2 separate regions of the Mus musculus genome follow, and region 1 is linked to region 2. Evidence: chromatin contacts called from ENCODE Hi-C data. All regions are on one chromosome and are shown on one strand. Each heading gives the region's core, a stretch centred on a gene start or an enhancer-like site at or near the end of the contact. The rest is flanking DNA. Distances are from core to core; before and after follow the strand shown. Region 1 holds the start of Tssc4 (tumor-suppressing subchromosomal transferable fragment 4). Region 2 holds the start of Sirt3 (sirtuin 3).

Region 1 (7,391 bases), core at 2,029-4,528, 2.2 Mb after region 2:
GTTATAGGGTGCTTTTTGAATTTCTTGGACCTGCTGCTTGGGTGGGGGCAGGGTCTTGGGAGCTCAGTGGAAGAGGTGGCATCAGGCTGAGCCCATCGGGAAGTTGAGTGCTCTTGGGCGTAGCCCCGACACTGTATGTGACTATGATTCTCCCCCAGATCGCCAAGGATGTGAAGCAGTTCTATGACCAGGCCCTTCAGCAAGCTGTGATGGATGATGATGCCAACAATGCCAAGGCTGTGGTGAAGACTTTCCATGAGACGGTATAGCTAGGCTCAAGCAGGAGGGGAGGCTGTGGGGTTCCTAGTGTGTGAGGGCATGGGTCTCCTTTCTTTCCAACACAACAGGGCCTAGGAAAGGGTCTCCTCTATGATTTGTGGGTCCTCAGGTAGGAATCTAATGGGCCTCATTTTCCCAGGGGTTTGAAGGAACAGGGCTCCTGTGCAGGGTGACAAACAGGGCAGAAGGACAACTCCCAAGTGTATTTTGGGGTGACGGTGTGCTGTGTGCCTGATCTTTCCCTTGTCTCCTGAAGCTCCAAAGCTGACAGTGTTGTTCTTGGTCCCTGCAGCTCAACTGTTGTGGCTCCAACGCACTGACCACACTGACTACCACCATACTGAGGAACAGCCTGTGTCCCTCAGGCGGCAACATACTCACCCCCTTACTGCAGGTAGCATGGAGTGGGGATGAGGTGGTGGTGGTGGTCGGTAGGGTGGTGTGGCCAATCAGGAAGATCAGCACTTTGAGCAAGACCTCAGAAGTCCCATAGACCATCTCTATTACTGGGGTACCGGGTCCTCACAGCTTGAGTTAACCCCTGCAACATCCCAGAAAACTGTTCTCTTGAGTGGTCCCTCATACCCTGGTGACCCTAGGGTGCTAGTGAGGTAAAAAAACACTCCCCTGTGACAAAAGGCTGCAGGCAGCAGGTCCGTGTGTCTTAAATTTGTTTTGGGGTGGAAGATAAGCTGTGATACATAGGTCCTGTCACTGAGTAGGGTGGTGGCTGTGACTTAGCCACTGATGGTTAACCACGCTCTTGCCATCCCTGCAGCAAGATTGTCATCAGAAAATCGATGAGCTCTTCTCTGGGAAGCTGTACCTCATTGGAATTGCAGCCATTGTGGTAGCTGTCATTATGGTAAGCACAGGGTCTCTGGTGGGTGGGTGGGATCCTTCCCAGGGCCTTAGGTGCTGACTATGCCCCTCCCTCCTGCAGATCTTTGAGATGATTCTGAGCATGGTGCTGTGCTGTGGCATCCGGAACAGCTCCGTGTACTGAGGCCCTTTGCATTGCACCAGAGGATCCCTGGAGTGACCAGAGGCCACCTTGGGGGACATGGCCTGTGTATATAATATTTCTGTATCACTCTGCTACACTTAGTCTTTTTACTTTTGAGTTTTTTGTTTTGTTTTGTTTTGTTTTTGTTTTAGTTTTTTTTTTTGTCCTGAACTTTTCCTGTTACCTTTTGGGAGCTGACATCACACATGGGTGGCATATGTGGGATGTAGGGGTGGAGCTGGCCCTGGCTTGCAGGGCCCTGTACGTCTGGGACCCCTGGAGAGTTCTGCCTGCTGAGCCAAACCTCCTCTACAGCTACTTGCCCAGAGGCTTTGTAGCCTAGCTAGAGGGCCATGCCCACCCACTCAACCCACTGTGGGTCACATTGCTCACATCTTTTTAATCTTTGTTCCTTTCCTGCCTCCATTTCAAGAGCTGGGTTTGTAAGCCCTCTTATGCCTTCAATGCACTTATTCTTTCTAACGTGTCACCTTCAACTGTAATTAAATCTTGAAACAGTCATTTAATAAAGGAGGAAAAAAATCAGGCATGCTAATGGGACTGCCAGACCTCTTCCTGTGCTAGCGGTGTCAGAGACCTGGCTCATCAGCTCTGAACTTTGCCAGGCACAGGGTGAGCAGGTCCAATAGAGGCTGTGGAACACAGTGGGTGGGGAGGGCTGGGACCCTGGGAGCACTCCATATGGGTCCTCCCTCATTTGTACCTCCTTATACTGGGAGCTCAATGCTGACTTTACGCCAGCCTTGACCTCATTTCCACTCATCTGTTGGACATGACAGGTCAGGCTGAGTCGGGTAGGAGGAGCCACCTAAGCAGGGAAATTCAGCACAGAATGATGGAGATAAGCTGCAAGAACACCCTCCTTTTCAGGGACAAGACAGTAAAGGTTAGCCCATTACCCCATCCATCTCAAGAAAAGATTCCACGGAGCTGGGTGGCTCTGGCTTGTGTCTCAATAAGTAAAAGGCAAGATGGCAGTTCACTTACCCCTGTGAACTGAGGATCAGGCTAAGCAACCTCCCGGACGCCAGGGGCAACCACCACTGTCTCTTTCCCTTTGTCTCCTGTCTGCGCCCCTCCCCCAGGCTGCTGGCATAGTTAATTGGCCACTAGAGGAGAGACGCCCTAGCCAAGATTCATGGCCCAGCTTCTAGCAGCCTCCCAGTAGGCTTATTTGTCGGTGAACCCCAAGCTTGTACTAGGACATTCTAGGTCTCCGCCACCTCTACCTCCCACGCCTATGCAACCTGTTCCGTGCTTGGTTGGTTTCTGGTCTGAGGAGCCCTTTATATCCTATGTTATGAGGTCCATGGGCACCAGGCCAAAGCTGTTGGAGGCCTGCTGCACAGCTTCAGAAACATAGGAAAGGAGAGGCGCATGCAGCAGCCCCATGGTGTCTCAGACTCTGATCCCTAAGGATACAAGAAAACAGCCCCACGCCTGGAGGAGGATTATGTGTGGCCTTGACTAGTAGGGGCGGCGTCCTGCAACTAAAGTGTCCGTTCCTGCGTCAGGAAGCACAGACAGGCAGAGCCCAGGATAGCGGCTTCGAATCTCTGAAGCCCCAACCAACCCACCCCAGGGACCACTACGTCTCTTCATGCCAAGAGCCAACCAGGACCTTGGCCCCGCCTCACTCCAGAAAGCCAACAAAGCACAAGACCCACACCACTTCCGCCCAGGGCCGGAAATGTCTAGGAAACTGGTTGGCGCTCACAGTGCGTGGTGACGCACTTCCTCCTTGTGTCGGACCCGGCCGGGACGGCTTCCGACAGGCGAAGCTGCAGGCCTCAACCCTTTGCGATTGGCAGTTAGCCCTGGAGTATTGTGGGAACCGTGGCTCCGCCTTTTCCTTTTTCGTCATTTCTGGGTGGGTTTCCGTGTGCGCTCCGGGTTGGCACGCTTGTTAAGGTTACAAGTCCCGGCTGACATTAGGCGGGAACCCATTGCCTTCTGGGAGTTGTAGTTTCTCGGGCGCTGAAGCCACGAAAATCTGATCGCCCGAGACTCGGTTTCCCAGGAACCCGAGCGAGACTGGACAGGACCGAATCCCGGGGAACTGGCGGGACGCTGCGAGAAAGGCGGCAGGGTATTGAGGCGTGTACGGACGCTGGAACGGTGAGCACTGGCCTCCCTAAGGCCGCGGCCAGGGCATTCCCGTGCCTGTTTCTGCCAGCCCTTCGTCCGGACCCGGGTGGCGCTTGTACCTAGAGAGGCTGCGCTTTACTGAGAGCCCGTGATGGGACAAGCAGCTGATGGAGATCTCCTGTCACCAGCATCTCCCAGTGCTCATCTATTGTATGTCCACACTGTTATGATCTCATGGTTGACTCTCTCCTTAACCCCACCTAACCTGCAGCTCCTGTATCTGTGCGCGCTAGGATACCCTTTAACCACCCAGCTTCGCGAGGCCTCCCGTCCGGCTGTGAGTAGAGGCACTTGACACATAGTGGAGGTGAAAGACGGGAGCCTGGGAGGACGGGGAGGGATGAGGCCTTAAATACACCCCTCACGGCGGAACTGGGACTGCTTCGCTACAGGTGGGACGGGTGTCAGGTCGTATGGCGGAGACAGAGGCTGGCCTGGAGGCTGATGAACCCACCGAGGATGACACCCTGCCTTCTGACACCGTCTCCCTCAGCGACTCGGACTCGGACCTTAGCTTACCTAGTGGTGTGGAGGTCCAAGTGTTGTCCCCAGAGAGGCTTTCGGAGGAGGGCCAGGAGGACTCCGGCCCTGAGGACCCTCCATCGCCCCCCACGGGCACCCTCACCACTGCAGTGCAGCCATTCCACCTCCGAGGCATGAGTTCTACCTTCTCCCAGCGCAGCCACAGCATCTTTGATTGTCTGGAGAGTGCAGCCCGGCAGGCACCGTGCTCTGCTCCCCAAACCAGTGTGAGTGACAATGGCAGCTTCAGGCGGCCCGTGACTCCCCCAAGTCAGACTCCAGCAAGGGGCCTGAGCAGAGTGCATGGGAACACTGGCCCGACTAGGGTACTCCCAGTCCCTGACTATGTGTCACACCCTGAGCGTTGGACCAAATACAGTCTGGAGGATGTGTCTGAAGCCAGTGAGCAGAGCAATCGTGATGCTGCCCTGGCCTTCCTGAGCTCTCGAAGCCAGGTGTCCCACACAGACTATGTGCCTTCTTTCAACCAGGACCCCTCTAGCTGTGGGGAGGGAAGAGTGGTCTTCACCAAACCAGTGAGGGACAGTGAGGCTAGGGCTGAGAGGAAGAGGGTCCTAAAGAAGGGGGTTGGGTCAGGTGCGGGGGGTGAGGCCGCTGTGGAGCTAGCCCATCTCGCTGGACCTGAGGCTGAGGAATGGAGTGGCCACCAGGGACAGCCAGAGGTGGTGGTACCTTCAGAAGCTGCCCATCCTGAGTCCTCATCAGGCCCCATAGGTGTGAAGGCTGTTGGTTTCCATGGCAGCAAGAAGCGGAGCAGAGACCACTTCCGGAACAGGGACGGTAACCCTGGGGGGCCGGGGTCTGAGAGAGGACCCTCAGTTTGACTGCAGTGCTATCACTCTACCCCTCACCTGCTAGTCCAAGTGGGAAGGTGTGGGCTGTCTGTGGTAGGGGGATGTGTGCAGCCGCTCTGGCAGAGACTGTGGGAATTGTGGGTCAGGGGACCTCGAAGGCCTTTGTGCCCCAGTGTTTAGGATGAATAATAAACGTTTGGAATATTTCTTGAATTGTGTGGCTTTTTCCGGGCCCCACTCAAAGAGTTCTGTCCAAACAGTCCTGGGCAGCCAACTACAGGACTGCATCTCTGGCAGCCTCACCTTGCCTTCCCCACTCCAGTGAGGACTGCCGTGAAGGTTTGCCATGGTCATTTACATTTGTCACTGATGAAACTACCCAGAGGGACTGGGCTCTTAGCTGTGTTCAGCCTTGTGCCCCTGATGGTAGTGAATGAGCATAATCTGCACAACCCACCCCCACCCCCACCCCCAGAAACCAATGCAGCCCCAGCACTGGGCCTGTACAGACCACAGGTTATAGGAAGAGGATGAGTTGTGAAGCAGCATATGGTTGGTGTCTGGCTGTGTCTCCAGGACTTGTGTGTGTAAGACACAGCTGATGCTGGGTCATTCCACTGAAGCTGAGCCAGAGAAGAAGAGAAGGATGCAGGGAGGATGCATGAGCGAATGTTTCCTGTGGAGGCCAGGGACTTGGACCAAGTTAGCTAGACCTGCTAAGACCCAGGTCTGCCCCAGCCTCTGTAGTCCCCATTCTCTGAGTTCCTCTAAAAAGGACCTGGATGGTCATTTAATTTGAGGAGCAGTGGAAGGAACGGAGATGCCTTTCACTAGGTCAGACAATCCTCCATATTCCCCGGGTGTTTGAAATGTCCCGTTTAGCCACCATTGTGGCCCAGTTTAGCTGATTTGAGGTGGTCTACAGGCTTTATAGAAAGTAAAGTAGCATTGGGTACCCTTGAGCAATATCTTGGGGTTTCTGCCAGAATGATCAGACAGATAATGCTGTGGGGGGTGAAAGATGGGAGGTAATTACAATAGATCTGAGTCCTGCCCTCTAGGAGCTGGTCAGCTAATGAGTGGGTCAGGGGTCAGAAAGAAACCTAGTGTTTAAGAGGTTGGCTTCTTAGGAACTCAGGGTAAGACAGGGGTTAGACCTAAATAGCCCCATCCAGGCAGATGGTGTCCTATGTAGGACTTGGCCAGATCCAGCTGTCCAGTCCAAGCCAGTGAAAGCTTTAGTGGGACATGAAAAATCTTGCCCTGCTGGAGAGGATACTTCTGAGGCTCCCGAATAGATGCCAAAGACATGAGTTTCATTCTCTTAGGAAGGGATGTCCAAGAAGTGATCTGTAGCAAGGCCTTGAAGACCATTTCTTGGGGCTGCTGGGAGTGGGGGAAGGTTGATGTGCCCCAAAAACTCGATGTGGCCAGGTCTGGGGCTCTAGAGCAAGTGGTTTCTCCATTTCAGGTGTCAGAGGGTGGCAAGCCAGACTCTAGGTACTCCCTGTCTCTAGCAGAGGCTGGCTGACTCCTGCAACCACAGTTCTGAGAGCCTGGGAGCAAGAAAGGGAGAAAGGACCCTCAGCTGGAGAGCCTCAGCTGGGGCAGGGCAGGAGTGAGGCAAGGGCCAGGACATGGAAAGTGGCAAGGCTAGCAAGGCCAGTGCTAGGCAGAGCCTTGGGACACTAAGGAACAGTGGCCTGCCGAGGGTAACCGACCTCTAGCACAGGTGGAGAAGGCAGGACCTAATACAATACACAGCCCGCAGCTTTGCTCTTGCCCTAATCTAGTGGCTGAAGGGAGGAGCCCATACCCATCTCATTCCCATGGCCTGAACCCATACTTACTTGAGTAGGTGCCTCCTGGAGCCAGTGTATCCGTCATAGAGGACAAGAGGAGCATACAGTAGTTGGCCTGGAGAGAGCCAAGGGAGGTACTGAGACTTCGGTGGGGACTGGGGGGACCGGGTTGGTTTCCTCCCATGTGATTGCCCTCCTGCCAGGGCTACTGCTGCCCTGGGACTCCACACTCTGGACCAGGTCCTCCCATAGTGCATGATAAGGGATAGTGACCGGATGTGGTGCTGAACCTAGGTTTTGTTGGACCAGCTCTAGAACAACAATGAGTCTCGAAAGTGAGTTGGGGCAGGGGCAGGCCACTCTATCCAGGCCCTAATGCTACCCACCAGGATGCTGGTACAGGGCTGTGGTAGTTCCCATGGAACCAGAAGGATGCCCCCACCCCAGGAAGAAAGATGGATAGTGAGTTGCTAGCTTGCCTGTGATTCCAGACACTTGATCCTCTTTTCTTGCTCTCTCAGCCCCCCGATGTATTTGGCAATCAAGTCCACTCTGTAGAAAGCAGGGTCAGCCTCAGTTGTGACACTTCCATGTCACTCCACAAGGGGGAGCTTTTTGTCCTAACTGCTTTCTCAGGGCCTCAGTTAACTGTTGGCCTCTTGCTTTACTGCCCTTCCAGTCTTTATCTGGGGCCTGTCTATGGATATGGAGCACTGCTGTACCCTCAAAGAGATTGAGATCCCCTCCCTGCTTGGAATAGGCCACCAAGCAATAGGATGAACACTAGGTCATCCCTAT
Region 2 (7,391 bases), core at 2,983-5,482:
GCCAAAGGCTCACCTCTCTCAAGCCCGTCGATGTTCTGTGTATAGAGCCGCAGAAGCAGCTCCTTGTCGTGGAGGAGCCTCAGGAAGTAGTGAGTGACATTGGGCCTGTAGTGCCCAGGGTACAGCTCCTTGGCCAACATGAAAAAGGGCTTGGGGTTGTGAAAGAAAAAGCCAAGTTCAAAGATGGCTTCAGGGTACGGGATGTCATACTGCTGAAGGTTGCTGTAGAGGCCGCTCCCTGGGGATCTGCAGAGAGAAGGAAAAGGCTGAGCCCTGCAGAAGACAGTGGGGAAATGACACCCAAGGGAACCGCAGCATACCTGAAGTCCGGGATGCCACTGGGTGTGCTGATGCCGGCCCCCACCATGACCACCACCCTACTGCAGGCTCTGGTCCGAAGCAGCTCAGCTACATCCTGCAGAGAAAACTTCTTCTCACTGCTTCCTCCACCTCCAAAGCCGCCTGAGGCTCCCACACAGAGGGATATGGGCCTTCTCCCACCTGTAACACTGACAGCAAGAGCGCAGGAGAGAGGCAGCAGGCAACAGTCAGTCTTAGGCTAGCAAGAGTGAGGGCAGCTGGACTCTTCCCCCCGTCAAAGGTGGACATGGCCTCTCCAGTGCCAGCCAAACAACCACTTTCCCACCACGCATGACTACCAACTAAAGCACAGAACCATCTTGCATCAGGAATCGAGATTTACTTGGGGGCAAGAAAATTCTGATTTACAGACAGGTTTGCAGACAGGTTCCCTGATGCTTCTCATCATCAATGGTGTGAGCTGAAGGGCTCTGAGAAAACCACAGCTGACTGGCCAGATGGAACTTTAGAGTTGGAATGTTGCAGATCCAGAGCTAAACTTATCTTGAGCTATCTTTAGTCCCCTGGATAGGATACCTAACATCCTTTTGACTATGAAATAAGACCTTTGGAATGTCTTGACTTCAAAGACCACAAGCTTCCACTAGCCCAGGAGCAAAGACTCCCGTTAGAGCATATCGGAAGCCAATAGGATGATTTTACTGCTGCCTAACGTTCCCACTGATATTCAGTAAGTGAGTGAATTTCTGACTATCTTTTGTTCTGAGACTAGAAGTTTGTATAACCCCTTCCATAAGTGAGATTATTTCGTGTAACCCGAGTCTGTGTTTCCAGGGCACGATCATTCATACTGGGTTCACAGTAAGCTATGCATTATTCACTTTGAAGCAAGCAAGAGCTGTGCCTTGTGCCCATGGTCTAGGCACCCAGTGTGAGATGCCCATGGATGATCCTGTCCCATCCGAGGTGTCATCAGGAGCAGTGCCAAGGGCCAGAACAGGCCTTTGTGTCCAACTGTCTGTGTCACCTCCTTGGATAGAGTATGAGAGTGCTCCCTGGGACCCAGTCTGGACCTGCTTTCGTTTAGCTGATGGTCCACTGGCTTATCTGAGCACGTACTAGGTGGCCTCTTGCTGTTGCAGAGCAACTGTTAGAACATCTGTAGTAGAGCGTTCACCAGAATCTGTTTTCCAGCAGTCTCGATTTTCTCTCGGCACGCCTGCCTTTTTGTCTCTGTCTCTTCCTCATTGCAACCTGGCCCTTTTAGTTTAGAACTCCTGTGGGGGCCTAATCATAAAGATGGTGGAGATAAGAGGCACTTGCTCTCTCTAGTCCATCAGGACAGAGGAATCAAAGAGAACTCCCCCAAAAGCACAACAGCTTCACTGAGAAGCCTAAGACAAGAGATTTTGTTCCCTTGGAAGGAACCTTATTCCCAGCTGGGAAAACACACAAGAGACAAAATCACCCCGTTTTCTGGGTACCCTTACTTTCCTGCAAGCACACACCATAAACCCAAAGTACAGTAGGAGGAAATGCTCAGTGAGAAGCAAGGGGGCTACTTCCGGAAGTGGCACTTAGAACTTAGCCTGACCGCAAAGCCCATGCCGGGTCCTAGGGACCAACGCGCTAAGTCACTGCAACCCTCCTAGAGGTCTCCTGATAAAAACAAGAATGAGAAGCAGCAGCAAGCAAGCTCTGGCTCCAACACACCTCTCACTCATCAAATACCCTGGCGCACAGGGCACCCAGGGCAGTGCACTCAGAGGTTTTGCCCTAATATTTTCTGAACTCCTCTTAAACACAAACCATATGAGAATACAAAAGGGACAAAAGAAAAGTTGTGACCATTGCTGAGTGTCTGCCAACCGCTAGGCACCACTCAGGGAACATAAAAGACATTTTTAGTCACTTGTACCAAAACAAACAAACAAACAAACAGTTTGCAACTGACAGACATACATGTGGACAAAATTTTACCAAATATCTAACAACAAACTTAAGATATAACTTAAAGTACATCTACATGGTATGGAAAGCCCCTGAGATGAAGAAACTCAGAGGTTAGTATTCAGTTCTGCCCAAGACATTGTAAAGTTACAGAGGATGAAGTCACAAAAGAGTCCCAAATCTAAAATCAAGAGAAGAAGGAATGTTCTGTAAAGGCATCCTCCTCACAAACATCCCAGGGCTCCTGTGTTAGGGTTTATGACAGCCACACTGTCTTACAGATGATCTCATATTAGAAATGCTTCCACAAGTTAGAGTGTCTTTTCTGATCCCTGCTTTATCCTCAGCACTCACGAGTATGGTAGAGAAAATGCTCTGTAACCGTAGCCTAAATGAACAACTCTTTATTGAAAAGAATAAAATGTTGTCACCCACATCAAGTGACTATACCATTGTCTACCCAAATATTCTTCCATTACATTTCTTTGCTAACGACTGTGGGCCCTAAAACTGTAAGGACTCCAGGCTGGGTGTGTAGTTCAGTGGTGCCATGTTAGCCTATCAGACAATTGCAAAGCCTGAGTTTGTTACTCAGCACAGACAAAAAAAAAAAGTCCAAATTTGTACATTATATTGATAAATTGTCTTGCGTCATTTGAGCTCACTGAGAAGATGGCTTTGGAAACAAGGCCGACAACCCCTTCCCTCATGCCAGACCCATGTTTGTCTCAAAGTCCAAAGTCTGGAGGGCTGGCTCCCCTAACTATGTAAAAGGACAGAGAGAGAACAGCAAAACAGCCCAAGAGTGAAAACACTTGTGCCCTTGAGAACAGAAGGGAAACGGTTTCCAGTGGAAGTCACTATAGTTTATCCCAGTATAGGAAAGTATCTGCAAGAAAAAGAATGTGCCCTCCAGTAGGAAGGAAATCCCGCAGCTCAGACAGAGGGACAGCCCACCTGGGAGCTCCAAATGACTATCTCAACTTTCTCTGCCAGTTTCTGTTAGATGTAGCAAGTGTCCAATTTGATATTACTTCCATCTGTTGCTTTACTAAAAACCTCACTGAAAGGGTCACTCTGTTCTGGCAAGGACTCTTTACTGGGAGTTCCACCGAGCTACCTTAAAGATAGCCAATAGACGTCTGCTGACTTTTTTTTTTTTTTTTGAATATGCAGTGTGATGATTTCTCTCTAACTTAATATACTCACTTATTTCAAACTGAAAATATCCCTATTATTGATCACTCTCAGGACTCTATGAGACATGTTACTATTTTGCAGACAGTATGACTGTTGGTAAAAATTTTTAGTTTCACAACCTTTATGGGGGACAATTAAAACACAAGTAACAGCTGGATGTGGTGGCATGTGACTGTAGTCTCCGACGCTTGGAGGGAGGTGGAAGCAAGGTGGATCCGGAGTTCAAGGTCATCCTCCTTCACACAGCCAGCTGAAGGCCAGTTTGAACAAGAGACCAGTCTCAAAATAATACAAACCACGTAACCTTACCCAAGGCTGTCTACTGAGAATTTGTGGTCCAAATGGGGTGCAAACACGTTTATTTATCACGTTATTTGTAATAATTCAAGATTAGAAAGTATTCAATAAGGAAATGGTGATATAAATTATAAGACATCCATACAACGAACTTCTATAAAATATTTCAAAGACTGTGCTGCAATAGTTACATAGAAAAACACCTTTAAGGAGAAGGTAGTGATGGCCGGTCAGCAAAACCTTGTAGAAGGGCGCGCCTGCCGGGTCCTTACTCCCACAATTGCTTCCAGCTACCCGCCCCTAAAACGCCGCTGATAGCCTATCTGCGAGATCCCGTGTCTCCCCTGCCGTGGCTCACCTCCCGGACCCCACAGTCTGAGCGCGGCCAATGCCAGTCGACCGCTTAGCGCCATGATGCTCTGCAGGACGACGGCGCCTAGAGGGTCAAGCGCCATCCGAATCCCCGCCCCCGTGAGCCAAGCCCCGCCCTCTCGGCACTCTTACTCCCGCCCCCCCTCTGGCCAAGTGCCGCCCTCCGGCGCCTTCCCTCGGCCGAGCCCAGCCCAGCCCCCGCACGATAACCCGAAGTGTGGAAGGCTGTGTTTATGCCTGGTGCTGGCAGCTTCTCCCTCTGTGGGACTCTGACTTATTGGTTGGGAAGCCAAACCGGGAGATTTCATCGTTTTACGCCGCTCTCGACCTCCTTGAGTAGGCGGGTGATAACTAATGCTCTCTGAGCGATTTGCATCACACCTAGTCCTCGCCAAACGCCATCCGGTTTCAGAGGACCCAAGTCTGCAGGCTTGAGGCTACGTGACCAGTCAGTGGCTAGCTGTCCCCAGGCACCTCTACTCTTTAATGCCTCAAGGGCAGGGCCAGAAACCCGGGAGAAGTTTAGCGGAAGTCAAGAACGCGGTTACCTTGACGACCGCAACCCGTGAGGCTAGTGGGACGCTCCCAGCATGCCCCGCGCGCCCGCGGTGCCGGAAGTGAGCGAGCACTTCCGTGCGCCATCCCTGCCGGTTCTGACTGCTTAGTGCTTGTGTTGTTCCCAGCTCTCTGCAATCATGAAGGATGTGCCGGCCTTCTTACAGCAGAGTCAGAGCTCCGGGCCGGGCCAGGCTGCCGTTTGGCACCGTTTGGAAGAGCTGTACACGAAGAAGTGAGCTCCGAGGCTGGGGCGGGAGGGAGAGGACTGTGGGAGGGCCAGGGGCTCTGATCAGTCCGGAGGGTCAGGGATGTGGAGGAAAGGGGTCGAGATAGCCTTAGGAGCAGAGCTGTTAACAGGGTTCTGTATCTAGACTCCCTGCGTTCCAGCCTTACCAGCTTTGATAAGAACAATTACGAATTGCTGACTTTGATATAAGAATTTGCCTATGAAAAAACACCTCTTCCTCAGAACCTTTCCACATGACAATGTCCAGCAGTTAAAACTCTTAGTGATTTCAAGAGAAATTTTTCAGTGTTTAGTATGTACCTGCCTATATATGGTGTAACATTTTGTGTTTTTCAAAACACTTTTATCTCTATTATTAAATATTATCCTTTAGTCTTGGTATGAAGTATGCTATTTCGGTGTCCTAAAGGTTCATATATTGGCTTTTTTAAAGTATTGGCTTATTTCATCCTTCCTATTGACAGATAAGATTGAATATCAGTTTTCTATTCTGTGAGGTATTCAGCTAATAAGTAAGAGAGAATGGAGTTCAAAATATAGCTGTAGAATTCTAAAGTCACAACCAATGCCTTCAAGGCTGAAGGCATCCGTTTCTTCACATTAGGATGTGGGGCTGAGGGCTTTTTGTTTTGTAGGTTGTGGCATTGGAATTCCAGTTGACACTCAGAGTGGGAGTTGACGCTGTCTCAAAAAGTGTTCTCCAGTGTTACCTAAGAAAACTGAGTCTTGAAAGGATAAGTGACTAGGGGGTGCAAGCAAAGTCAGTCCAGAAATAGGCTTGAATTGGCTGGCGCTTGCTTTAACTCCTGGCTGTGCAGTGGGACCTGGGAAATACTTGGTGTTTGATGGGACCGTCAAGGCTGAAGGCATCCTTTTCTTCACATTAGGATGTGGGACTGAGGGCTTTTTGTTTTGTAGGTTGTGGCATCAGCTGACACTTGAGGTGCTTGATTTTGTGCAGGACCCATGCTTTGCCCAAGGAGATGGTCTCATTAAGGTAATGACTTACCAGACAGCTCAGACGATGTTGAATATAATTACAAACTATTATTATTCATTTTTATTTACTTTTAACGTGTGTGCGCCCAAGGATGCCAGAAGAGATCTCCTGGAACTGGAGTTGCAGGCAGTTGTAAGCCAACTGGTGTAGGTGCTAGGAACCCAGTTTGAGTCTTCAAAATGCTCTTAAACTATCACTGAGCCACGTCTCCAGACAATTTTTGCTTGCTTGGTTGGTTGGTTGGTTGGTTTGTTTGAGATTAGCTGTGGCTGTATAGCTCTGACTGGCCTGGAACTTGCTCTGTAGACCAGACCGGGATTGGATTCACAGTCCACCAGTGGTTAGCCTCCTCCAAGTGCTGTCATTAAATATATGCAGTGTCAGGCCCAACTCTGCTCATGGACATTTAAAGACAAGAGTGGGGGGAAGGGGCGGCATTATGGTGGTCACACTAAGCTGCATCTTTTAGCAATCACTTTGTGCCACGGACTGCTGTAAGCACTGGGCCCTCATGACAGCACTGAGAAAGTCTCTCTCTTTCTCATATGTAATAGCAGACGTAGATAAGTCACCATAGCTTACAGCTAATAAATCCCAACACTGAAACAGACTTTCTGGTTTTTACAAGTTTAGACTAGAGCTGGGAAAATGGCTCACTGGAAGTATGTGCTTCCATCCACAGGCCCTATGCATGCACCTCACGAGACAGCACCAAAAGGGGCCAATGGCACACCTGCAATCCCAGCACTTAGAAACTTGAATCTGGAAGATGGTTAGTTAAAGACTAACCTGGGTTACACAGCAAGACTGCTAGGGAGAGGGACGGTTTAAAGGGCTCTCCTCACTTCCCAGCTCTCCCAGCCCATCCACGCACAAGGGTTCCACTTGCCCAGAGATTTCTGGCCAGAGTAGTGTAGAAAAGAGAAGTCCTCTTCATTTGAAGGTGAGAGGGTTGAGGGGACGTGGTACTATGCTATCTCTCTAATGGAGCATTTTTTAAATTTTGTCAGCAGAAAAAAAATAAAAACACACTCTTTCCCATGCTTTGTCAGAGTCCTTAAGGAATACCCAGGAATTTTCTCACCAGAAGCCTTCTTTCTGGAACTTTCTTGTCATCATCTGAATTTGTAAAGAATAATTAGTTTATAATTGTAGCTTTAGTTATTTCTCCTGAATACATTGTGAAGCTTAAATGTTTTTTACTTATCAGTTTGACATTTTACTACTCTTAAGAATTTGCAGTTGTAAGCGGGCAGTGGTGGTACACGCATTTAATCCAATACTCGGGAGGCAGAGGCAGGTGGATTTCTGAGTTCAAGGCCAGCCTGGTCTACAGAGTGAGTTCCAGGATAGCCAGGGCTACACAGAGAAACCCTGTCTCGGAAAAAAAAAAAGGATTTGCAGTTGTTTGTATTCTGTCTTAAGAATTATGTGGGAATGATAAAT

The links. Hi-C counts contacts between places; a loop is a spot of excess contacts on that map.
Region 1: a map of T-helper 2 cell shows a loop between it and region 2 (7-fold over the local background). The contact joins the promoter of Tssc4 here to the promoter of Sirt3 in region 2. A Hi-C loop is called at or near these places in 2 of 37 maps with a recorded cell type or tissue (T-helper 17 cell and T-helper 2 cell).

The regions. Positions count from the first base shown.
Region 1 is chr7:143,066,090-143,073,480 of GRCm38, forward strand. It overlaps Tssc4 (tumor-suppressing subchromosomal transferable fragment 4), which reads left to right and starts at 3,279. Exons shown (of 3, transcript NM_020285.2): 1 at 3,279-3,424; 2 at 3,666-3,761; 3 at 3,847-4,998. The coding sequence starts at 3,868. The coding sequence ends at 4,821. It overlaps Cd81 (CD81 antigen), which reads left to right. Exons shown (of 8, transcript NM_133655.2): 5 at 159-263; 6 at 572-673; 7 at 1,058-1,144; 8 at 1,223-1,841. The coding sequence ends at 1,285. It overlaps Trpm5 (transient receptor potential cation channel, subfamily M, member 5), which reads right to left. Exons shown (of 25, transcript NM_020277.2): 23 at 7,073-7,145; 24 at 6,642-6,708; 25 at 5,440-6,347. The coding sequence ends at 6,259.
Region 2 is chr7:140,877,637-140,885,027 of GRCm38, forward strand. Sirt3 (sirtuin 3) reads right to left here and starts at 4,233. Exons shown (of 7, transcript NM_001127351.1): 1 at 4,127-4,233; 2 at 321-509; 3 at 14-246. The coding sequence starts at 367. It overlaps Psmd13 (proteasome (prosome, macropain) 26S subunit, non-ATPase, 13), which reads left to right and starts at 4,758. Exons shown (of 13, transcript NM_011875.4): 1 at 4,758-4,930; 2 at 5,864-5,942. The coding sequence starts at 4,836.